Regions from separate parts of the Homo sapiens genome. Here all the other regions are linked to region 1. Evidence: chromatin loops called from intact Hi-C (ENCODE). Cell type or tissue: PC-3. All regions are shown on one strand. Region 1 has its middle 47 kb from the start of LINC01811. Region 2 has its middle 180 kb from the start of LINC01811. Region 3 has its middle 150 kb from the start of LINC01811.

Evidence for each region. Hi-C counts contacts between places; a loop is a spot of excess contacts. Peaks named below come from ENCODE experiments on the same cell type or tissue, not always from the same donor. Only the 100,000 strongest peaks of a DNase experiment are listed, where the experiment ranks them.
Region 2: it touches region 1 in a loop (12-fold over the local background); 3 of 110 quality-filtered maps call a loop at or near these places.
Region 3: it touches region 1 in a loop (5-fold over the local background); 2 of 110 quality-filtered maps call a loop at or near these places.

What each region holds. Positions count from the first base shown.
Region 1 is chr3:34,107,876-34,115,875 of GRCh38, reverse strand. No RefSeq gene overlaps it. Among named protein-coding and RNA genes, the nearest start is that of LINC01811, 47 kb to the left of the region's middle. In PC-3, a CTCF peak has its summit at 4,336; a DNase peak (open chromatin) is centred at 4,315; H3K27ac peaks cover 926 bases.
Region 2 is chr3:33,975,922-33,983,921 of GRCh38, reverse strand. No RefSeq gene overlaps it. Among named protein-coding and RNA genes, the nearest start is that of LINC01811, 180 kb to the left of the region's middle. In PC-3, a CTCF peak has its summit at 3,416 (motif pointing left); a DNase peak (open chromatin) is centred at 3,481.
Region 3 is chr3:34,006,834-34,014,833 of GRCh38, reverse strand. No RefSeq gene overlaps it. Among named protein-coding and RNA genes, the nearest start is that of LINC01811, 150 kb to the left of the region's middle. RefSeq lists a silencer at 723-1,017 and an enhancer at 2,543-2,837. In PC-3, CTCF peaks have their summits at 3,145 and 3,348 (motif pointing right); DNase peaks (open chromatin) are centred at 2,573, 4,613 and 5,393; H3K4me3 peaks cover 961 bases; H3K27ac peaks cover 4,613 bases.

The DNA.
Region 1 (8,000 bases):
CCAGATAAAACAGATTTCAAGACAAAAAAATATAAAAAGAGACAAAGAAGGTTGTTATTTAATGAAAAAGGGTCAATTCAGCAAGAAGATAAACAATTGTGAATATATATGTACCCAACACTGGAGCACCCAGACATATAAAGCAAGTATTATTAGAGCTAAAGAAAGAGATAGATCCCAATACAATAATAGCTGCAGATGTTAACACTCCACTTACAGCATTGGACAGATCATCCAGATGGAAAATCAACTAAGAAACATCAGACTTAATCTGCACTATAGGCCAAATGGACCTAATGGATACTTACAGAACATTGCATCCAATGATGCAGAATACACTCTTCTCCTCAGCACATGCATCATTCTCATGGATGGATCACATGTTAGACTACAAAACAACTCTTAAAACATTCAAAAAACTGAAATAATACCAAACATCTTCTCTGAACACAGTGGAATAAAACTAGAAATCAATAACACAAGGAATTTTAGAAACTATACAAACACATGGAAAATAAACAATATGCTCTTGAATGACCAGTGAGTCAGTGAAAAAATTAAGAAGAAAATTAAAAATTTTCATGAAACAAATGATAATGTAAACACAACATACTAAAACCTATGGGCTATAAAGCAAAAGCAGTATTAAAAAGGAATTTTATAGCTGTAAGTAAAAAAATTTCAAATAAACAACCTAAGGGTGTGCATCTTGAAGAATTAGAAAAGCGAAAGCAAACCAAACTCAAAATCAGTAGAAGAAAAGAAATAATAAAGATTAGAGCAAAAATTAACAAAACTGAAAACAATACAAAGATCAATAAAATGAAAATTTGTTTATTTGACAAGATAAATAAAACTGACAAACCATCAGCCAAACTCATGAAGGAAAAAAGGGAGAAGACACAAATAAATAAAATCAGAGATGAAAAAGGAGACATTACAGGCAGTATCACAGAAATTCAAAGAATCATTAGAGGCTACCAAAAGTTACTAAATTTATGAGCCACTAAATTGGAAAATCTAGATGAAATGGATAAATTCCTAGACACATACAACCTACTAAGACTGAACCATGAAGAAATCCAAGACCTGAACAGACCAATAACAAGTAACGAAATTGAAGACATAATAAAAAGTCTCCCAGCAAAGAAAATGTTAGGCCATGATGGTTTCACTACTGCATTTTACCAAACATTTGAAGAACTAAGAAGGGTAATGGGTAGGGGAGTGTGGATGGTTAATGGGTTCAAAAATATAGTTAGATAGAAAGAATAATATCTAGTATTTGATAGCACAACAGAGTGACTACAGTCAACAATAGTTTATTGTACATTTAAAAATAACTAAAAAAGCATAATTGCATTTGTTTGTAACGCAAAGAAAGGATAAATGCTCAAAGTGATGGATACCTCATTTACCCTGATATGATTATTATGCATTGTATGCCTGTATCAAAATATCTCAAACACCCCATAAATGCACACACCTACTATGTGCTCACAAAAAAATAAAAATTTAAGAATCAGTAAATAAGAAAATAAAGCAAATTAAAAAAGAGTGTGGTCTCAGCAGAAGTCAGCTTTGCCATCTCCCATTGGGAGCTTGAATATGAGTTGCTCCACAGAATTCCCTTCCCTCAAAGTGCTGGCTTTTGTTCCCACATGCAAGTCAACCATTAGCTATGTACTCTCCCTCATAGAGTACTTCTCTGGAATTAATAAATCTTTAGCAACCAACACACATAGCAGCTGAGGACTGGCTTCACCAGCCTCCTAAAGAGAATCTGAGCAAGAAACCACAGCATCCACCAAACAGGCTGAGTGTGGAATTAAAAGGAAAGAAATGAAGAAGAAGAAAAAGAAAGGCATGATGTCTAAAAACAAAGAGCTACAAAAAAGAAAGAAAAACATGGAAGAAATGTGAGGGGAAAAAAAGAAAATACAAGGCAGTTTTTTATTTCCAAGGGCTAACAGAAGATATCCTTAAAGACAACATGCATAATACATTTAGATGTGAAAGAAACAAAATTTAAATGAATGAGAAAGGAATAGTTAGGTTAAGCTTCTTGGTGAAAGGGATGGTTTAGTCACCATGGTTTACAACGACCCTGCTGGGCACTGCACTGTGGCAAAATCTGGTATGTTCAAGGCAGCAAGAATGACCTTCCTCCAAAACAATGCTACTTTTCTCAGAACAGGGAGTGAGGGGTAGAGTAACAGTCCTGACCAACCCATTAGGCCACCTCTCCTAAAAGCTCTGGTTAAGAGCCAGCAAGATGAGATGAACTGCCCCCAGAACACTTGAGGTCAGGAGTCTGAGACAAGCCTGGCCAACATGGTGAAACCCCATCCCTACTAAAAATACAAAAATTAGTCTGGCATGGTGGCACATGCCTATAACCCCAGCTACTCAGGATGCTGAGGCAAGAGAATCACTTGAACTGGGAGGCAGAGGTTGCAGTGAGCCGAGATCACACCACTGCACTGCACTCCAGCCTAGGCAGCAAAGCAAGACTACATTGCAAAAAAAAAAAAAGAAAAGAAAAAAAATTATTGAGACTTCCTCCTCCCAACCAAGAAAAAAAAAACAAACACCTTCTAGAAATGAGAAACACTGACACCGGGTAAATTTATTCTGTCCTGGCCAAGCCTTGGAGCTGTCCAAGGGGAAACTTTGTTGAGAGTTAGACTATGCAGATCTGAGGATTAGAACATATGTGTAGGCTAGATTTGTAAGGTTGAGAGTTGCCTCCATATAGCTGGTCTGAAGATTTGGAAAATCACTTGGTAATTACGTATAGAGTGAGGAGAAAAGGCCCAGGAGCACTTTGTGTCACAGAAGCCAAGGTAAAAATGTTCCATGGATAATGAAATGGTTCACTGCATTGATTTCTGCTGCGTCTTATAACATGAGCACAGAAAATGTCACTGGACTTAGTGATGCAGAGGTCATTGAGGATCCTCGCAAGAGCTAGGCATGATGAGGACAGAGGCCAGACTGGAGTGGGTTGAGAAGTATAGATGGGAGGTGAAAAATGGAGACAGCAAGTACACAAAATGCTCTGCAAAGTTTGTATGTGGAGGAGAGAAGAGAAATAGGGCTATATTTGAAGAGGGACATGTGTTCAAAAAAATGGGGAAGAGTTTTCTATTTTAATTTTCAAACAGGAGAAATTTGAGTGTTTTAAATACTAATAAGAAGGATTCCTGAAGAGGAAGAATTTTAAGATTCAGGAGAGGGAAGGAATAAAAGATAGAATATGATTCAAGAGACAAAGGGGAAGGGTGAAACCCAGTGAGTCAAGAAACTGTCCTTAAACAAATCTTGATCTTGGGAGATCTGTCTGGGCTGGAACTGTGAATACAGAATGGATCGGCCGGGCGCGGTGGCTCACGCTTGTAATCCCAGCACTGTGGGAGGCCGAGGCAGGCGGATCACGAGGCCAGGAATTCGAGACTCAGCCTGGCCAACATGGCAAAACCCTATCTCTACTAAAAATACAAAAATTGGCCGGGCGTGGTGGTGGGTGCCTGTAACCCCAGCTACTCGGGAGGCTGAGGCAAGAGAATTGCTTGAACTCCGGAGGCGGAGGTTGCAGTGAGCCGAGATCTCACCACTGCACTCCAGCCTGGGTGAAAAGAGCAAGACTCTGTCTCAAAAAAAAAAAAAAAGAATGGATCCTAAAAGTTAATGACTTTTATAGAGAGTGGCTTCACCCATGGGAGCATGGAGAGAGAGAAGAGAATAGAGGCAACAGCCAAACAGTGGGAGGTGCCAATGCTTAAGCAGAGAGGAAGGGAGCCAACTGGGAGACTGAAAAACAATGCCCAAAGGGATCATAAGAGAGTGAAGCTCTGGTATCATGCAACCCCTCCTCACCTCATGTCTGATTCACCAAAAATAGCCTCCTGGCTGGTTCCCTAACTATTTAATCCATAATATAGTGTCCTCCAGTCTACCACCAACACAGTGAGGCAGAGGATTCCGGAGCAGTTAACACAGAACAGACATTTGATGGGTGAAAGTAACAACTTGAGTTTCCAATTACCTCTGCATTGACTTGCTTTGTAAACTTGGGCAAGACTTTTTTCTTTCAATTTCAGCTCTCCCATGTGTAAAATGAGGACAGCATTTTCTTTAATAACCTCATAGGGTTGTCCTAGGAATTACATGAGTTACTGACTGTGAGAGCATTCTAAAGACTTGTAAATCACAATACAGGTATGAGAAATTATTATTCATCTTGAATCACTATTTGCTTCCTAGTTCATCCTTTCTCAAATAGTTCCACTGGCTCTCTTTCCTGGCTGCCAGCAAGGTAATAGATGGCGCTGTCAGCACCCAAACACCACTGCCCGTTCCTTCTCAGGTCGTTCCGAATCTGAGTCACAGTTAAGCAAATGTAAAGCACTTTGCAGGTAGAGTTGGCAAGATGTGCTCCATTTGCTTTTTGGCCCAGTCCTTTAATTGCACTTCAAAGTAAACAGTGCACTATAGGGTGAAGATTGGATTATAATTTGGAAAAAGAAAGAAAAAAGGAAACTGAAATGGTTCCAGGGAAAAAGGCACATTACACAAACTTAAAATAATTAGGAATATATATGATTTCTTAAGGGCATTAAGAACTGGAGCCTGCTTGCTAGACAGACCCATCACATCCTATGCTCCTGTACCGGGATTTCATGACCCTCTGTGATGCAATCCCAACACTAGTTGCCATCACTTTCATGCACATTATTTAAGTCTCCCTCTTGCCCACCAACATGCCTATTTCTGCCTTCACACCATCCTTTATAAGATGCTTTGCAAGTGCAGACTCTCAGCACTTGTCTGCTCAATTGATATGCCCAGCTCAAGCCTCCTTTTATTCAGGAAGCCTGACCTCCTTTTCTGAAGTTCCCCAGAATTTGGAGCCCAAATGACAGTTTGACACATAACTGTAGTGTCTCCCTGACTCTGCCATTATTTCAAGTGAACTGGCCTTATCTCTCCAACTAATATCATTAACAAATGATATGTTCTGGATGCTTTATAGTCATTATCTTATTCAAGGTGCACATTCTCCGCATTTTACATATGAGGAAATTGAGTTTCACATAAGTAAATTATTTGCCCAAAGTTGGCAGGTGTTGAGGCCTACTGGTTATGACTGTAAAGTTCAGCCTCATATTTCTTTTTTATCTTTCTTGTAGTTCCTACCACAGTGCCAGTTACAGAGGAGACAATTGGGTATCTGGAGAAAAGAATGCCAGTGCAAAAAATGCTGCTGAAAGGAAAGAGGAAGACCCCAAAGATCAATATTCTATTTCAAAAGTCCCTCTAGTACAGAGCTTATCACCATATTCCTGTCCCTAGCACAATAATCCTAAACTGGATTCTCAAATAGTTTGGAGGGGAAATGATGATTTTCTTTTCTGTTCACCATTAGACAGTATTTAATTTGCCAATATTAATATATCTAATGTTATTTTTTAATCAAAGCAGACTGTGATTTTCATTTTAAACAGAACAATACTTTCTGTGTCTTAGCACTTTAGCCTACCAGAGTGTTATTTGTGTCACTGGGAACTAATATATGCAGATTCAACACAATTAGCCATCACCATGGTAATTTTATGCCTTTTGTTTTCAGCTTTTGTTGCATATGCTCATCAAAGATATTGAAGCTTTACTCATGAAATAAAATTCATTACCTGCCTTTGGATTTAAGTGCATCATATTTAAAGAAATGTTTTCAAATCCTGATGGCATTCCATTTCTGTCTTACTTCTCAGGGATAAATAAAACGTGCTGTCTAGAACCAAGCAAGCAGCTTTCACTTCCCCTTCCTTGAACTGGTACTAGCAGAGTCTCCTGCAAAACAGTCATGGCTTTCAGTGGAAACATAGGCCCCTGAGAGCTGGAAGATCCTTCAAAGCCTTCAGGGTACCTTCTATTTGCTTGAATGACTTCAACTGCCGCACATGTTTAAGCTGAGTCTTGCTTTCTACATCAAGCAAAAGGCTAGGTGCACAGCTATGGTAGACTGTCTGCAAAATGGCAGCCAGCAATCTGCCCATCCCAGTACATGCATGACACTCATTCCATCAACAGGTGGAGTCTATTTCCCCAATCTTCATTCCAGGCTGGCCCTGTAACTTGTTTCAACCAATAGCATATGGGCTAAAGCAATGTGGATTTTTGGTTTGCTGGTTTGTTTGTTTTGTTTAGAGACAGGGTGTTGCTCCATCACCCAGGCTAGAGTGCAGTGGTGTAATCATAGCTCACTGCAGCCTTGAACTTTTGGGCTCAAGGGATTCTTCTGCCTCAGCTTCCCAAGTAGCAAGGACTACAGGTGTGTGCTACCACACCAAGCTAATCTTTTCTGTGTAGACACAGGGTCTTGCTGTTGCCCAAGCTTGTCTCAAACTCCTGGCCTCAAGTAAACCTCCTGCCTCAGCCTCCCAAAGTGCTGGAATTACAGGTATGAGTCACTGCACCAAGCTGGCAGAAGTAATATTACACAAATTCTGTAATCTAAGCCTTAGAGACCTAACAGTTTCCATTTTCACACTTTTAGGATCCAGCAGCTGTGTTAAAAAAAAAAAAAACAATGAGGAACCATCTGGAGACAGTAAGCCCTAGCCAGCTGCCAGCCATTCTAGACACCTAACAAACTCTCTTTTGCTGGCTTTGATGAAGCAAGGTGATAAATTAAAGAGGACTGCATGACAAGAAACTGAGGGCAGCCTCTGGCCAACTGCCAACAAGAAACTGAGGCTCTCAGTATAACAGCTCAAAAGACTCTGAATCCTGCCATCAGTCACGTTAAGTGAGCTTGGAAGCAGACTTTTCCAGTTGAGCTTTCAGATGAGGACCCAGTCTTGGCTGGTCCTTTGATTATAGTCTCATGAGAGACCATGAAACAGAGGACCCAGTTAAACCAGGCCCAAATTTATGCCCCACAGAATCTGTAAGATAAGAAATATGTGCTCTTTTATGTCAGTAAGCACTAAATAATTAATGCAAGTATATTGGAGTTTGGGGGGTTCTTGCCTAGGTATCAGTAAAATACTACTTTGGATCCTATTCTGTTATTGTGTGTTTAACTTTCTTGAGAAACCAGTGGACATAAGAGGTGATGAAAAAGGAAAGATTTGGCCATCTGTGGATTCTAATATTTTCAAAACTACATCCTAATCGATATTAAATATTACCCATATTTTAGAGTTGAGAAAACAGAGGATCAGAGAGGTTGTTATTTACTCAAGTTTCTCACTTCTACCAGTCTTCTAAGTCCGAATACAGTGCTCCATCCACTCTAACATGGCTGCCAGAATCATATCATTGCTTCAGAATCATTAAGCACAGGCTCTGATTTCAATAATTAAAGTATAAGCAGTCCAAGGGTAGGGCCTACGTCAGAGATGTTTTTGTTCTCCATGGTAGCAGAGGGGTGGTGCTGGATGGTGCTAAGGCACAGGCTGCATTGCCTTCCTAGCACTCCCACAATCTCCATCTTCCAGACAAACTTCTCCAAGGCCACCTAGCAAGATCAATTACAGGAATCCTTCAATCACTATCCAAATAAAGCAGTTCAAATTGAGAGTGTTTTCTGAATATAAAATGATCCAGCTATTTAACATACATTATTTTATGATATTAATAAAATTGAGTGTTCTGAGAAATGCCTTTTAAGTGAACCCAGTCTAAGTCCAAGGTTGTAGAAAGCTTTTAGTTTAAATGAAAATCCACTGGAAATGTAAAACATGTCAGCATTGAGTATCGAAGCGATGTCCAGCAGAATGTGCAGGACCCAGAACCTAGTACCCTTAGTCCATGCATCACTGTGGTCCATTTTGTCCAGTAGAGCTAGATAAACTTCAAAGGCTTCTGGGTGGAGGCTACGGGAAGCAGGGTGGGAAGCACTAAAAACTGAAAGATAACAGCTGCTTGCCTGCAACTAAACTCAAGAAAGGCTACAAGGTAAAAAGAGGAAGAACCGGAATTTCTTTTTTAAG
Region 2 (8,000 bases), 130 kb after region 1:
CAAAGCCACAATGAGATACCATCTCACGCCAGTCAGAGTGGCGATTATTAAAAAGTCAAGAAACAACAGATGCCGGCGAGGCTGTGGAGAAATAGGAATGCTTTTACACTCTTGGTGGGAATGTAAATTAGTTCAACCATTGTGGAAGACACTATGGCAATTCCTCAAGGATCTAGAACCAGAAATACCGTTTGACCCAGCAATCTCATTACTGGGTATATACCCAAAGGAATACAAATCATTCCATTATAAAGACACATGTACACATATTTTTTTTCTATACTTTAAGTTCTGGGATACATGTGCTGAACATGAAGGTTTGTTACATAGCTATACATGTGCCATGGTGGTTTGCTGCACCCATCAACCCATCATCTAGGTTTTAAGCCCCACATGCATTAGGTATTTCTCCTAATGCTATCTCTCCCACTGCCCCCACCCCCTGACAGGCCCCTGTGTGTGATGTTCTCCTCCCTGTGTCCATGTGTTCTCATTGTTCAACTGCCACTTATGAGTGAGAACACGAAGTGTTTGGTTTTCTGTTCCTGTGTTAGTTTGCTGAGAATGATGGTTTCCAGCTTCATCCATGTCCATGCAAAGGACATGAACTCATTCTTTTTTATGGCTGCATGGTATTCCATGGTGTATATGTGCCACATTTTCTTTATCCAGTCTATCATTGATAACCATTTGGGTTGGGTTGTAACAATAGCAAAGACTTGGAACCAACCCAAATACTCATCAATGATAGACTGGATAAAGAAAATGTGGGACATATACACCATGGAATACTATATAGCCATAAAAAAGGATGAGTTCATGTCCTTTGCAGGGACATGGAGGAAGCTGGAAACCATCATTCTCAGCAAACTTACACAGGAACAGAAAACCAAGCACTGCATGTTCTCACTCATAAGTGGGAGAACACATGGACACAGGGAGGGGAACATCACACACGGGGGCCTGTCTGGGGATGGGGAGCAAAGGGAGGGAAGTTAGAGGACAGGTCAGTAGGTGTAGCAAACCACCATGGCACACGTATACCTATGTAACAAACCTGCATGTTCTGCACATGTATCCCAGAACTTAAAGTAAAATTTTAAAAAAAGAAATAAAGAGAAAAGATAAGAATGACTCCAAACAGCAGGCACTCTGGAAAGAGAGAACAAAGAACATGGTGGAAAGAAATCATCAATAAAATAATTCAAGGAACTAGCCAGGCACTGAAAGATTCGAGTTTCCAAATTGAAAGGTTCACAAAGTACTCAGCACACAAGAAAACAACTGACCCACACTATGACCCATCATTTAAAAATTGCAGGACTTGGGAAGTAAAGAGAAGAAGTTATACATTCCTGAGCAGGAAAAAAATGCTTCCTGTATACAAAGCATCAAGGATCCAAATAACATTGAACTTCTCAAAAGCACTACCAGACGCTGGAAATCAATGTGCAATGTCATCAGAATTGTGAGGGGAAATAATTTCCAATCAAGAATTTTATATCCAAAGTTATAATTAAGTGTGAAGATAAGGACATTTTCTGTCATATAACACTCTCAGTAAAATATCTATCGTTTCTCAGTAGGATGTGTTCCGCAAAAACAAAAGAGTAGGCCAAGAAAGAGGAAGGCAAGAAAACCCAGAAATGAAAGACATTCTCAGGGTGATAGTGAAGAGAGATCCCAAGACACAACTGTGCAACAATCCTGGAGAACAATGAGCTCAGTGTGGAGCAGGTCAGAAGATATTTCTATGTATATTTCTATATGTATTACATACATATATTACTATGTATGTAAACAGATGTATGGAAAGTAGAATAGAAAGATATATACAAAAAATACACAAAATGGAAGCATATGGGAGGTAGGAAAATTAGATTGAAAATTGGGGATAAAGAGGAAAAATACATTTAAAAATTAAAAAGGGCAGCCATTAGACCAACAATGACATGGTGTCATAAACTGAGAATAATCAACTCAATTTTCTGCACATGAGATACAAACAACCAAATCAACAAAGGCACACATATCTACCTCATAAACTCATCTCTTCCAGTACCACTCTCTCTCACTTACTACTCCCCAGACATGCAGGCCAACTTTCTATTCCTTGAATTCCATGTTCATTACCACCCCCAAAGCCTTTGGACTTCCCATTTCTTCCTGAATTTTTCCTCCCATTGCTGTTTGCATGGTCAACACCTTTTCATCTCTCAAGTCTCAACTCAACATTTTACCACCTCAGAAAAGATTTTCCTTGCCCCGCTATGCAAATTCATCCCTCCAACCCTCTTGTTCCCTATCCACAAGAGCCTGCTTATTCCTTTAATAGCAACTATCAAAATGAAATTTTCATATATTTATTTGCATATTGTTTGCACTTCTCCACTCTAATAATGTAAACTCTATGAGAGCAGAAATCATATCTATTCCATTGCTCCTGTAGCCCTTGGATCTAGAACAGTGCCTGGTACGTTTTCAGTGTTCCATCATTTATTTGGTAATTTAACTGGTCATTGAAAATCAGGCCAGAAACAAAGAGGTCATGGTGTTGAAGTCATCAGTGTGGATGCTAAAAACACTGAGAATGATGGCAGTGTTTAGGAAGTGTTTAGAAGAATAAGAAAGTAACCAAGTACTGAATTCTCCTGTGAATAAGGGGGAGAGATGAGGCAGTCAGTGGACCATACACGAAAGAGTAGAAAAGAATAGCATTACCAGATGTTATAAGCTTGAAAGGGGCAGATTTTGTGGGCTGTAAGGTAAATGCCTGTTTCAAAGCATCAGTGGGGAGCAAAGAGGACACTTATTTCACCTCCTGGCTCTTAGGTAGGTACTGTGTTGGAGACGAAACAGCCTCCATTTGAGACAACCAAGGGAATACCAAGTTCCAATTGGAGAAAGGAAACAGAAAAATTCAGAGACGAGGTTAGAGATGAGTTTCCTGGTGACACTTCACTTTCGGAGGGCATAATGGAAGGTGTGGGTTAGATTAGAACAGCAGTTCCCAATCAGGGGCAATATTGCCCCCCAAATTTGGAAAGGCCTGGAAACATTTTGGTTGTCATAGCTGAGGGCATATTACCAGCACCCAGTGAGTGGAAGTCAGGGATGCTACTAAACATGCACAGGACAGCCTCCCATAACAAAGAGTTAACCAGCCCAAAATGCCAATAGTGCTGGAAACCTTGGGTTAAGAAATCCCGGAATAAGGGAGGAATAGAACCACAGAGTATAAAAGTACAGTTGAGGATAGAATGCCAGAGAGACTCAGGCACTTGACAGTCACTGAGGCAAACTCAGCTGGATGGCATGTTGAGATTAGTTCTAACAGATTCTAACAGGGACTAATAGAATGGGAATAGGAAATCACACCTGTTGAACTCTGGAATTTAACATATAATGGAATGGTAGCTCCATCTAGCGTAAGGGAGATGCTGGGCAGCAGCTCCACAAGACCAGTCCAGTATAACGGAATGCATGGTTGGCATCTCATGGATGTTTGGCTTGGCCAAGATCCCAGGATGCTCCAGGTCTGCAAGCTTGAGTCTCATCTTCTGGGGTATGAGACATCCTTGGAAAACATTAACTTTTAGAGTGCATTGGGCCGTCTTATGTGCCACATTGTTCACTGTTATTTTCTTCAATTACTTCTCTTAACAAAAACGACAAGACAGGAAGGTCTGGGTAAGCTCCATTTTAATGTGACTTTTCTTCAAGGTGCCTATCAGTTAATCAGGAGAAGGATAAGGAAACGTGAAACAAGAGAGACAATATTTATGAAACTCGTATATACAAGGTATTGTTCCAGGTACATAATAGCAAACCCCTGTAAAGGAGGGGTTTGGAAACCCATTGTAGAGATGAGCAACCTGAGGCTGCAGAAATCGTGAGTTTTGTAGAACTCACAACTAGCATAAATTTAAAGTCAAAATTATAACCCAGGCCATTGTAACTTTAAAGCCTTTGGGATTTCTACCCTGATATCCAGCTCTAAGAATCATACTTCACATGTACAGACAAACTAAATAGTGGATGGATGGATGGATGAATGGATGGATAGATAAACACACAGTTGATGCACAAAGCATCTATATGGCTCATTCACATTTTCCCCCCTACCTTGTCCCCTGATTATGGTTTTTTGTTTACTCTGCTTTGTTTTGGCTCAGTTTCTTGAAAATATGATCAACTTTTGATTACCCATGATAAAAAAAAGGGACAGATAATAGAAATAATTGAAAATAGAAGACAATCCAGAAGTAATTTCTATTTAGTCTGGGGAATTTGTTCATGCCCTTTTAAACAGAAGATTTACAAGACTAATTATATTTTACCTTGGCATATATTAAAATTCTTTTTCATTTCTTAAACACATACCAACTGGTGGTGGGTGAGGTAAAGCTAGGCACAAGTTGGATGGCAGGAAAAGGCAAGCTGGGACATAATACTTCAGAGCAGAATAATCACAGGATTTATTACCTTCAAGTGAGTAATGAAAAGTTTATTTATAATCCCAAAAAGAGTTATTTAAATTTAATAAGAAATAATAAGAGATATTTTTCAGAATCTCTTTAGAAAGATTTTGACTCACCTGGTTCCTTAACAGTAAATCCCATGCAATCTTTGAGTGAGCACATGGGATTCTGAAAGAAATCAAGTTGGCTTAAGTTGTTTCCATGGGTTCTCCGCTCATCCTGGCTCAAGCCAACCCCCTAGTGACTCTACTCCCTCCCCCCAAAAAAATGTAAGTCAAAATCCTACAGCTTTTCTACCAGATAGGCCAGCAGATGCAGTAAGATCCTGGGAGGTAAAGGCTTGAAGAGTTTTCTCTTTGTGGACAAACTCTCTGGTGGCTCTGCAGGGGCCCTCAGGGACACTTAAGCAATACTGTAAATGAGGTGCAATTGTGGAACTGAGATGCTGAAAAACAGACAATTTCACCATCAAGTGCTGAAGAATTATGGTTCCCTGGGAAAGCAGCAAGGCTTATCCTCTAGAGAAGGGCAGAAGAGGATCATCTGGATTCTGAGGCTCTTGTGAAGTCCAGTGGGAAGCATGGTAATTGCTCTATTGCCCACACTGCCCCAGGGAACTTTTACCATTCCTTTCCCAGCACCTCTGCTCAGGACACTGAAATTTCCACATCATATCATCACAGCTAGGCCAAGCATCCATGACTTTCCATCAGAACCAGGGAGTGAGGAAAGGAGCTAGTCCCATATGGAGTCTGCTTAGGCCCAGGCACAGTGTTTGGATGCTTGACTTCACACTTACATTCCCGGGTGGTACCTGCCCAGCCCAAGAGCCTGACCATAGTGAAGATTTGCTGAGCATCTCTTATAATTCTGGGTTTTGGCTTTGCAGAGTTAATTTCTTCTTTTTATAGTGGTTGCTTTTAACATGCTTGCATAGCAGGAATGAGCTGACCAAACCTAGAGCAAATATGAGATTATTTTTATCTCCCCTTTCTTCTTGGAGGTAAGATGTGATCTAAAACACTCACTAATTCACTTGCTATCATGATAATGGGAGAAAAAAAATCTTGCCAGGGCCAAGGCAGACAAAGATAAACACTCCAACAGAAAAAGGAGGCCAGGCACGGTGGCTCACCCCTATAATCCCAGCACTTTGGGAGGCCGAGGCAGGCAGACCACTTGAGCTCAGAAGTTCAAGACCAGCCTGGTCAACCAGGTGAAACCCCGTCTCTACTGAAAATACAAAAATTAGCCAGGCATGGTGCATGCACCTGTAATCTTAGCTACTTGGGAGCCTGAGGCAGGGGAATCACTTGAACCCAGGAGGCTGAGGTTGCAGTGAGCCAAGATGACACCACTGCACTTCAGCCTGGGAGACAAAGCGAGACTCCATCTCAAAAAAAAAAAGAAAAAGGAAAAGGTTTGGGAGTCTGAAAACACCACCTGTAGGTGGGCATGAGTGGAGAGGAAAAGAGACTATAGTGTGCCCGAGGATATTCTATCTGAATGAACATGCACCCATTCCTAATTACATTTTTAATCTGTTGATCAAACATTAATTATTTTAGATTGAAAATGAATCAGGGTGTACACCACTGTGGGAGCTGTTCCTGCTGCATTCCAAACCTCTGGGGACAGCAGCTGCCTCCTACCCATCACCTCCAAGTGTTCTTGATGGCAAGACAACAGCTTCTGTCACCCAGTGACACAGCCATGTATTAGCAGGAGAGGTGCTCCAGTGAAAGAAAAAATGATGGACAAAGATTAGGCTAGCCCAGCCTGGAAGTCAGACTGCAGGTCCTGGTCATGGCATCACCCATTTTGCACCTATCTCTCAAGTCCTCTATTTCACTAAATCACTCATTTTTCCCCAAGATGGGAGAAAGTACGCATCTCCATAGTCCTGCTTTGTTTGGTTCCTACTTTCTTCAAGTTTACTCTTCTCTATCCAGACTTCTCTCAAGCTTCCCTGTTCCTCATCATCCAACCTCACACAACAATATAGCACATCCAGATATGATTGTGCAATAAAAGAGGCAGTACAATGGGAATCTCCTCATTCTAACTCTGCAGGGAACCAACGTGGAGAAGGCATGAGGGTGCATAGAACTCAGAGTTTGGAGTCATAAACCTGCATTAGATTCTCCCATTTTCTGAGAGGCTTTATTTATGGCTTTCATGAACCTCTGAAAAAAAATGTCTGAAAAATCTCCCATACCAACTTCTCTAAGCCTTGTTTTCCTTTTATAAGCTGTGAATAATAATGCCCATGAGTAGGTGACATTCCATGGGCATCTGAAAGGCTGGGCTAAATTATAAAACCAATACATAATGGATGAGGTCACTTGTGCAAATGGCATCTGAGACAAAATGTTTTTCGTGCCATCTGCAACAAGAGCAATGAACTGGCTTTATTTGTATCCATGGCATTAATCAGGACAGCAACAACATCAACAACAACAAAAAAAGTGTCCATCAGAAGGGGGAGAGAGCTCTACTTTGACCCCATAATAGAGAGACTCAGAGGCAACAGTTGACAGTGCATATCCCAAGAAAGGGAGGCCCCAGCCCTTAGAGTTCACCGGCCCAGTGTGCTGCCCAACTATTTGCCTAATGTCATTAAACACTGGGACTTTGGTCCATTCTCACTGGGCCAGCTTATGACGATTTGATTGCCATGCCCCTTCTCCTCACAGGGAGAAGGGGTGCTGGTCAAATGACAGGTCTGTCCAGTCTTCTTGACAATATCACTTCAGAGGTCATCGAAGGCACAAATAAGACCCCATGAGAAAGTACTTCATAAACTGCCCAGTGTTGTGAATTCTCAAGTGCTGAGTTTCATTGTGACACTATAATGCCATTTATTTATCAGCCATGATAATTGCGTCCACCTAACCTATTCCCACAGGAGCCCAACAACCTCAGTGAATCCTGAAAGTGGAGAGATACAAAAGAAAGTTGTTGAGTTAAGGGCCAGATGCAAAAACAACCCTCCTCTCTTTGTCCCTACTCCTTGCTTGCCCACTCTTTCTTAATCCATTCTTCCACAGACACAGAATAATTTCTTTGTCTCCAGTTCAGCTAGTTCTTTGTTTGCTGCCTTTAATCCCTACTATGGTCTGAATGCTGATGTCCCCCACAAAATTCATAAGTTGATGGTTTTAGATGTGAGGCCTTGGGGAGGTGATTAGGTCATGGGAGCACAGCCTTCATGATTGGGATTGCTGTCCTTACAAAAGAGGTCTGAAAGAGATCCCTTGCCCCTTTCGTCGTGTAAGAACACAGTCAGAAGGCACAGTCTGTGAGTCTGAAAGCAGGTCCTCACCAGACACCAAATCTGCCTTGATCTTGGACTTCCCAGCCTCCAGAACTGTAAGAAACCAATATCTGTTGTTTATAAGATACACAGTTTGTGGTATTTTGTTATAGCAGCATAAACAGACTAAGACAATCTTATTTGTCTTTAAGAAAGAGAAGTCAGATTTAAAAGCATGCCAGCTGCTAGCTACTAATTCCACC
Region 3 (8,000 bases), 100 kb after region 1:
AGAACACTCTACACAATATCTCAAGCCTGTTTCTAAAAATCTATGTTTTCTCTAAGTGTATATAATCTACGCCTGTCCCTATTAGAATGTCTATTTCAATCCTCTTCAAATTCTGCTCCTTTATGTCACCATAGCAACCCACATCCCTTAATAAACAATCAAGAGATTTTATTAAGAGAATTATACATGGAAAGCTTGATTTTTTTCTAATATTCTTATGTTTCCATTATGAAAATCTGGCATTTCATAATGTACACCTCCACAAATTAGGCCATCCAAAAGTCCACTGTTTGGGTGCTGGAATATACAGCTTCAATCCAATTGCTACTTCCCCCAACATCCAGCAACTATACCTCGAAAGTCTCAAATACATGAATGCGGCACAGCAAATAAGGAAAATGTGCCCTTGCCACACGCTCATTATAATCCCCAGAGGCCATTATCATAAAAGCCTCCTTCCAGGTTTTAGATAGAGAAGTGTGATGTCAAGTGAGAGCAAACGCCTCTGCCATGCATAGAGCTGGCGTCAGCTAACCAGCCAAATTTCCCATATGTGTAAAATTTTCACATTGATAACAAGTATTTTAATTTTCTCTCCTTGAAATAAAGAAAACTGGTATTTGTTAGGCTCTTACTTGATCATAGGCAATGTGCTTGGTGTTTTACATGATTACTTCTAATCCTCAAATAGTTCTTCAAGATGCTAGATAGTATTATCCCCATCTTATCCGTGGTAAAACAGAGACTCAGAGAGATTACATGGATTAAAACTCTCCTGTTGAATGACAAATCCAGACAGTTCTGAAAGTTTGTTTTGTCTCCCATTTTTAGTGACTTAGCAAACAGCAAGGTCAACAGGTCTGAGTTATCTCAACAAAAGTGTAGGTGGATAACAACCCAATTGCTGGGCTCCAAGGCTCCTTCTTCCTGAGGATACCAAGAAGCCTCCATTGCTGTGTAGCTGCATAGATATTCTTCCTGCCCCAAACCTATAAATACAAGGAGCCTGATGGAGGTGGATCTCCTCTTTTCTGGAAATTTGGTCACAGGGCTGCACATCCCTAGACCTGGCCCAAACTATAGGAATATGAGAGTTCAGAGAATTGCTTGTACTCTGCTACTTAAGAATTTTCCCCCAATAAACGCTATTTTATTTCTGCACCAGTGGTGTTAGTAGTGTGTGATAATGACATCTTTTCTTAATATTTCCTGAGCTCCTAGGATTGGAACACAGATTTTCTGACCTTTAAGCTCATCTTCCTTCCACAATGCTGTGTGTGTGTGTGTGTGTGTGTGTGTGTGTGTGTGTGTGTGTTTGCAATCCCTACCACTTGCATCTCTTTGTTCTAAATAAGCCAAGCGATGGCATCCTTCAAGCCTTCCACTCAATTACGGGTTGGAAACAGGATAGAAGGGGACAACTGTATCCATTGTTTTTACTGCTGCCCTTGAGGGCTCTCTCTTGCAAGTTTTCTGTCTTCGTTCTGCAATCCATTCCTTGACTAGTATTTTTATTAATGCATTCTACCATTAAAATCTATTTTAATGGGCAAAATATTTACACAGATACTTCACAGAAATAAAAGATATATAAATGGTCAATAAGCATAAGTACAAGTGCTCAGCATCAATATTCATCAGAAAAATGAAAGTTAAATTGAGATACTAGTAGACACCCTCAAGAAGGGCTAAGATTTTAAAAGACTGAAAACATTAAGTGTTAGAAAGAACTATTTGATGGTTTCTGATAAAGTCGAACATACACCAGCCTATTCTATGACTTAGCAATCCTATTTCTAGGTATTTACTCAAAAGAAATGAAAACATATGTCTACAAAATATGTATACAAGAATAGGTACAGCAGCTTTATTCATAATAGCCAAAGTTTGAAAACAAACCAGGTATCCATTGACAGGAGAATGAATAAACAAATTTTGGTCTAGTCATACAATGGGATAATACTCAGCAATAAAAAGGAACAAATCACTGATATCCACAACACCACATATAAATGTCACAGGTATTTTTCTGAGCAAAAGAGCCAGATACAAAAGAGTATGTGCCATTTGACTTCTACATGAAATTCTAGAACTGAGGAAACTGATCCATGGCATCACAAGTCAGAACAGCAGTTACCTTGAAGGGTTATTGATCGGGAAGGTGCACAAGGGAATCTTCTGGGGTGGTGAAAATGTTCCATGTTGTCATATGCATGGTGCTGACTTAGAGTATACATTTGTAAAATTTCATCAAGCTGGACACTTAACACATTTTACTTTAAAAATTATACTTCAATAAAAAATAAAAAACAATAACATATAAGTAAACATGCAAGTGTAAATTACGGGAAAGTTTATGAAGAGCAGGTAATAAAAGAAAGCCCAGAGCAAGAGATGAGACAGGAGCCTAGGTCTTCTGAAACACTCTTTCTCCCTGTAGGCCACGCTTCCTCTGCAACAGAAAGTAGTGCTTTCTCACCACACAAAGCAAGGCAAACTTTTTCCCCTAATGGAGTCCAGAGTCCCTGCTCAGCAAGCTATGTGGAATTTGGGGTGTTTGTTTGGACAGTGAATCATAGCTCATGGGGATGAGAGTCCTTCAGCAGCTCAGGATTTAAATAATGATGTGTCAACATCTGCCTCCGATGACTCAGATTTAATCTTAACAGTGACCCTGTAAGCTTGCAGGATTATTAGAGCCAGCCACACAGACACAAAGAATATTAAAGTTGTTTGTCAAAAACCTCTCTGCTTCTGTCAAGAAAAACTTCCAGAAAAGAGGAATACACATGCTCAAAACAGAAGAACCTCCAACTGGAAATGGAAGGAATAAGGTGCCATTTATGCCTACTTTGCCAAGAATGATGAGTTGGAAGGAGTAAACTTCTGGTGTTTGCAGCTTTAAAGGAACTCCAAATTTCTTATGTTGTTTAAGGAGTCATCATATTGCAATGCTTTCAGATTAAAATTGTATGCCTCTTGGATACTTTCTTATCTTCTTTACCTTATGCTGAAGTCAAAAATTCTAAGTGATTGCCCCAAATCTTACTGGACTTGGTGACTAGGAATCTGACTTCTTGTCCTGGTTCTGTCATTACTAGTATAGCCACATCAGCTTCTCTGAGTCTCAGTTTTCTCATCTGTGAAATAGAAGTATTAAGAGTTTGCTATTAAAGAAGTAGTCTAGAAATTACAGACAGGCCTGGCACATGCACTAAGTACTCAGCACTCCTGAGCTGTAGCTGAAGCCTCCACACTATGCAGTCCCACGCAGGCTTTGCCCTGTCCCATCTCAAAAGTAGACCCAGAATGTATCAAACACAAATGCCAAAGGGAACTAGCCTCACCAGGGATGTGGAACTGACCAGCAGGTGTCTCACAGAGCTTCAGTGGGTTCTTTTGATTGACAACATATGCCTGACAGCATACTTAGGACCAAACAATGCTACAAAGCACTTTCAATGGACTGGCTCATTGTGGCCTCCCCGCATCTTTAGGAGGCCTTATAAGGCCCTATAATAGATTTAAAAGCTGAATGAAGTTCAAAGTGTTATGTGAACACACAGCTAAAAGATGACTGAGTCAAGGTTTGAACACCAGACCTCCTGGGCTGGAAAAGTCTGTGGCTTTTCGCAATTCAATACAATTAGCAAGTCCTTGGGAAAAAGATATACAAAACCCAGAAGAGGAAAAAAGTAACTATTTCGTTTTCTATTGCTGGGTAACCAAGTAGCCTCAAAACTTAGTGTGTTCACACAACATTTATTTTATTTTTCCACAATTCAGTGGGTTGGGATTTCCAGATTTCAACTGGGAATCTGGGAAGCCAGGGCTGGAAAATCCACTTCCAAGATGGCTTCTTCACTCATGTTTAGTATACCTTTTTGCTCCTTGGCCTTTCTTTCCCTCCACATGGCATATCATCTGGTGGTCTCAGGATAGTCATACTTCTTTCTTATATGGCAGCTGGCTCCAAGAGGCAGGAAGCAGAAATTACCAGGCTGGCTAAGGGCTACACCCCAGAACTGGCACAGGGTCACTGTGCTATTGGTCAAAGCAGTCTGGAGTCAACTCAGCGTCAAGGAGATGAAGAAAATTATCTCTTGAGAAAGGCATGGCAAGGTCATATTGAAGATGCACACGTGAAGGCCGGGCACGGTGGCTCACGCCTGTAATCCCAGCACTTTGGGAGGCCGAGGCAGGCGGATCACAAGGTCAGGAGATCAAGACCATCCTGGCTAACATGGTGAAACCCCATCTCTACTAAAAATACAAAAAATTAGCCGGGCATGGTGGCGGGCACCTGTGGTCCCAGCTACTCAGGAGGCTGAGGCAGGAGAATGGCATGAACCCGGGAGGGAGCTTGCAGTGAGCCAAGATCACGCCACTGCACTCCAGCCTGGGCGACAGAGCAAGACTCTGTCTCAAAAAAAAAGAAAAAAGGATGATGCACACGTGAGATGGAGGATGCTATTGTGGCCATTTTTGGAAAAACTAATCTGCCACAAATCCCCTAAGGGTTCTGTATTTGCAAAAGTGAGAACCAAGGACCACATTACTGCTATAACCCAATAACAGCAATAAATTCAGTGCTTTACTGATTATAAAATACTTTTTATGAGGCATGTGTCATTAAATGCTCATAAAACCCTGTGACATCAGCATTATTTATAGGGGAAGAGAGAAGAAGTGGTTTGTCTAAAAACCTGTAGACAGAAAGTAGTCAGTGTCTTTGGGGCTTCTATGCTTGCTCTGTCTGGTGTGATAACACTGTGAGGGGTAGACATGAGAATGAGGTCTTAGAGGCCTTCTATTTCTTACTACAGGGTGTTTGGGAAGAGAGCTGGGTGTTCGCCTCTTGTATTTAAATCATTTTGCTACAGAAATATTATTGTAAAACCAATCATGTATATGGCTCTTTCTACCTTACCTCTGCCATAAAATGTCAGAACCCTGTCCCAGCAGGTATAGGGCTTAGGTTTCTAGGTTAGGACTGGAGCCACTGGGAATATAATAAAACCACTTCAATCAATGAGAATAAGAGTCCCAACTGAGGCTGCAATTCACTATTTGCACCGCTGGTTTTGGTTTTCCCACAACACAGTTTTGAAGGGCCTCACTAATCCCTTGAGTCTTCTTTGTGATAAGGAAGAATGACCAGAACGGGAGTAAGACATTAACTTGAGATTTTATGTTCCCTTCCAGGAAGCCACCCCCTCTTGAGTGCATTTCCATAGCTCCAGGATGAACATATTCATGAAACTTGAGCCAATGAAGGAAAGATACCCATGTGGATTGGACCAATATGCAAACTTCAAACTGTGTCATTATATTTTTATTTTATGAACCTCCTTGCTTAACATCTCATCCCACCCAGATTATAACCTGCACAAAAGCAAAGGGAATTTGTTGTTCTCTCTTGTTCATCCCTGCATTCCTTATACCTAGAACAGAGATAAGCAAATATTAGGTATTCTATGAATGTTTATTGAACAAATAAATGAATGCAATGACTCAGCTCCTACCATATCTATGCTAGATGGATATGAACTATATTTGTCTTATGTATTGCTGTATCCCAGCTGGTGCATAGTAGATGCTCAATAAATGTCTGATGAATGAATAAGGAAAGGAGGAAGGGAGAGAGAGAAAGAGGGAGGGAATAATGAAGGAAAGAAGAAGGAAGGAAGGAAGGGAGGGAGGGAGGGAGGGAGGGAGGGAGGGAGGGAGGGAGGGAGGGAGGGAGGGAGGGAGGGAAAGAAAAAGGATCTTGGACTAAGAAGCAAGTGTTGCCCCCACCTGTGCAGTGATAAGGTTTTGCTGAAGTCATGTACTCTCCTTCTTGAATTTCCCAGGTTTTTAGAAGCCCAGCAGCCACCCTCACTCTGAACAAGCTGCCTATTTGTTATGCTGAGTAAAAGCATGATCACAGCAACAAAGAAATATCATTACAGAGAATTTAGTCTCATTTGCAAAATTTTGCAGCAAGGACAAATATAACCAATGAAACAATTTGAAGCAGAAGTTTGTGAGTTTCAAATAAAATGTGGTTTTAAGAAAAAGCCATGAAACAATTAGACTTTAATCACTACATCTCTGCCTCTCTGTTCCTCCCCAGAGTTTCATCTTATTCCTCTCTCTCCTCTGCCCTCCTCAATGCTTACTCCAACCCCCAACAAGTCCAGTGAACCCTGAGGATTTTTCCCCTCATAATCCATCTCAGAGCTGTCTCTCCTTGCCATTTCTATAGAATCACTGCAGCCCATCCATGTTACGCACCTCCCACCTTTGCTAGCTGCCTCCTGGGGGAAGATGCAATGATCTAGTTAAAGCTTCCTGCTGTGCTTAACACAGGACAGGGCATTCTGTGCAATGAAGCCTGTTCTAAGTGAGTCACCATTCCCCTGAGACCCTCCCCCAGGTCTGAGAAAGCTGATGCTGACTGAGCTCTGAGCAGCTAGCTCATCCCCCTTCCTACACAGAGGTAAAGCCACCAAGCCAACAGACAGTGGGTATTCACTGGCAGGGTGCTAAGTGATCAGGGTGGATAGGCCCATGTGAAGCAGCCCAGTGAGGGACACTACCCAGCACTTGGAGAGCTTCTGGTAGGCTTGCAATTCTAGATATTGAACATCTGTCTTGGTGAGTACATTTTACATCTACTCAAGTCATTCTCCAAGTTTCAGAGGTAGAAAGAAGCCAGGTGAGCAATGCTATGTGTCTTTACTAGCTTAGGCCAAAAACCATTAGAGTTCCTGTCATCAATGCCCAGGCTGGTGCTTCCCGAGGAGGCTAGGAAGTCATTCCTGATGAAGGCAGTTGCTGGTAGACTCACACTCAAACTGGGGCCTAAAATGTCTGAGGGGAAGCAACAGCAGAATGGACCCAACTGGCCTAGTCATTCACCCATACACACAGTTATTGAGGTCTACTCAGTCCTAGAGCATACAGAAGGCCCTAGACACACAACGAGGAACAAGAAAGTCTAGATCATGTCTTCATAGTCTAGGGCAGGGAGTACAAAAATAAACATACAAATTGGGCACAGGAATCCCAGGAGAAACCAGCAGGGCCACCTGCCTTGATGTTAGGAGGTCAGGAAACCTTCCTGGAGTGAGAAACATGCCGATCTACCTGGTTTGGAAATTGACCACTGCTCCCCATGTAACAGAAGAATTTATGGGGTAAAGACTGAGGTCCAACTGTGCACCCTGGAGCCAGGAGTTACTTTACAAGCACGTGCTCTGCTCTCCTAAGACATGGTGGCAGGCCAATGCAGGGACACAGAACAAAGCGTTGACCCCAGCTCTGCCACTCACTGGCTTTGTGGTCCTGGGCAAGTCATTTCAGCTCTCTTGGTCTCCTTTACCCCATTTGTTCAACCTGGGGCATTGCAGCATGAGCCCTGCAGGTCTCCCCTGCCACAGAATTCAGGCATCCTAGGACCATTGCCAACTACCAAAATGAGGCTGGCTTTTTCACAGCTGAGTCTCCCTGCCCCCAGATCACAGGTTGTAGCTGCTCTGGAGAGGAAGAAAGTCATTCTCACCTTCCTTTCCAAACCCCACAACATTCCAACAGCAAGGCAAGGGAGTAAAAAAGGACAATTACAGAGCCTCTACCATGTCCTGGGGGTTTTACCCGCATGATAGCTCATTTCATCTTGACCACAATCCCGAAAGGTAGGCATCATTTCCCCCATTTTACAGACAAGGAAACTAAGGCTTAGAGAGGCTGACAGACATATCCAGAAATACAGAACTTGGAAGTGGCAGAGCCTAAACTGAAATCAGGATGTTGAGGCTCTAAAGTGACCTATACCACCTACCCCCTGCAATTCTGAGGCATAACACAAAACCCTAAAGCAGGGGCTCAGTCAGCTACAGACAGAAACAGAGAACCAAGAGCAACATAGTGATGGTTGCTAAGGGTCACCATGCTATAGAGGATACAAACCCTCAGGTTCTCCTGGACAATAGACTGTGCGCCTGTCAAAGCCC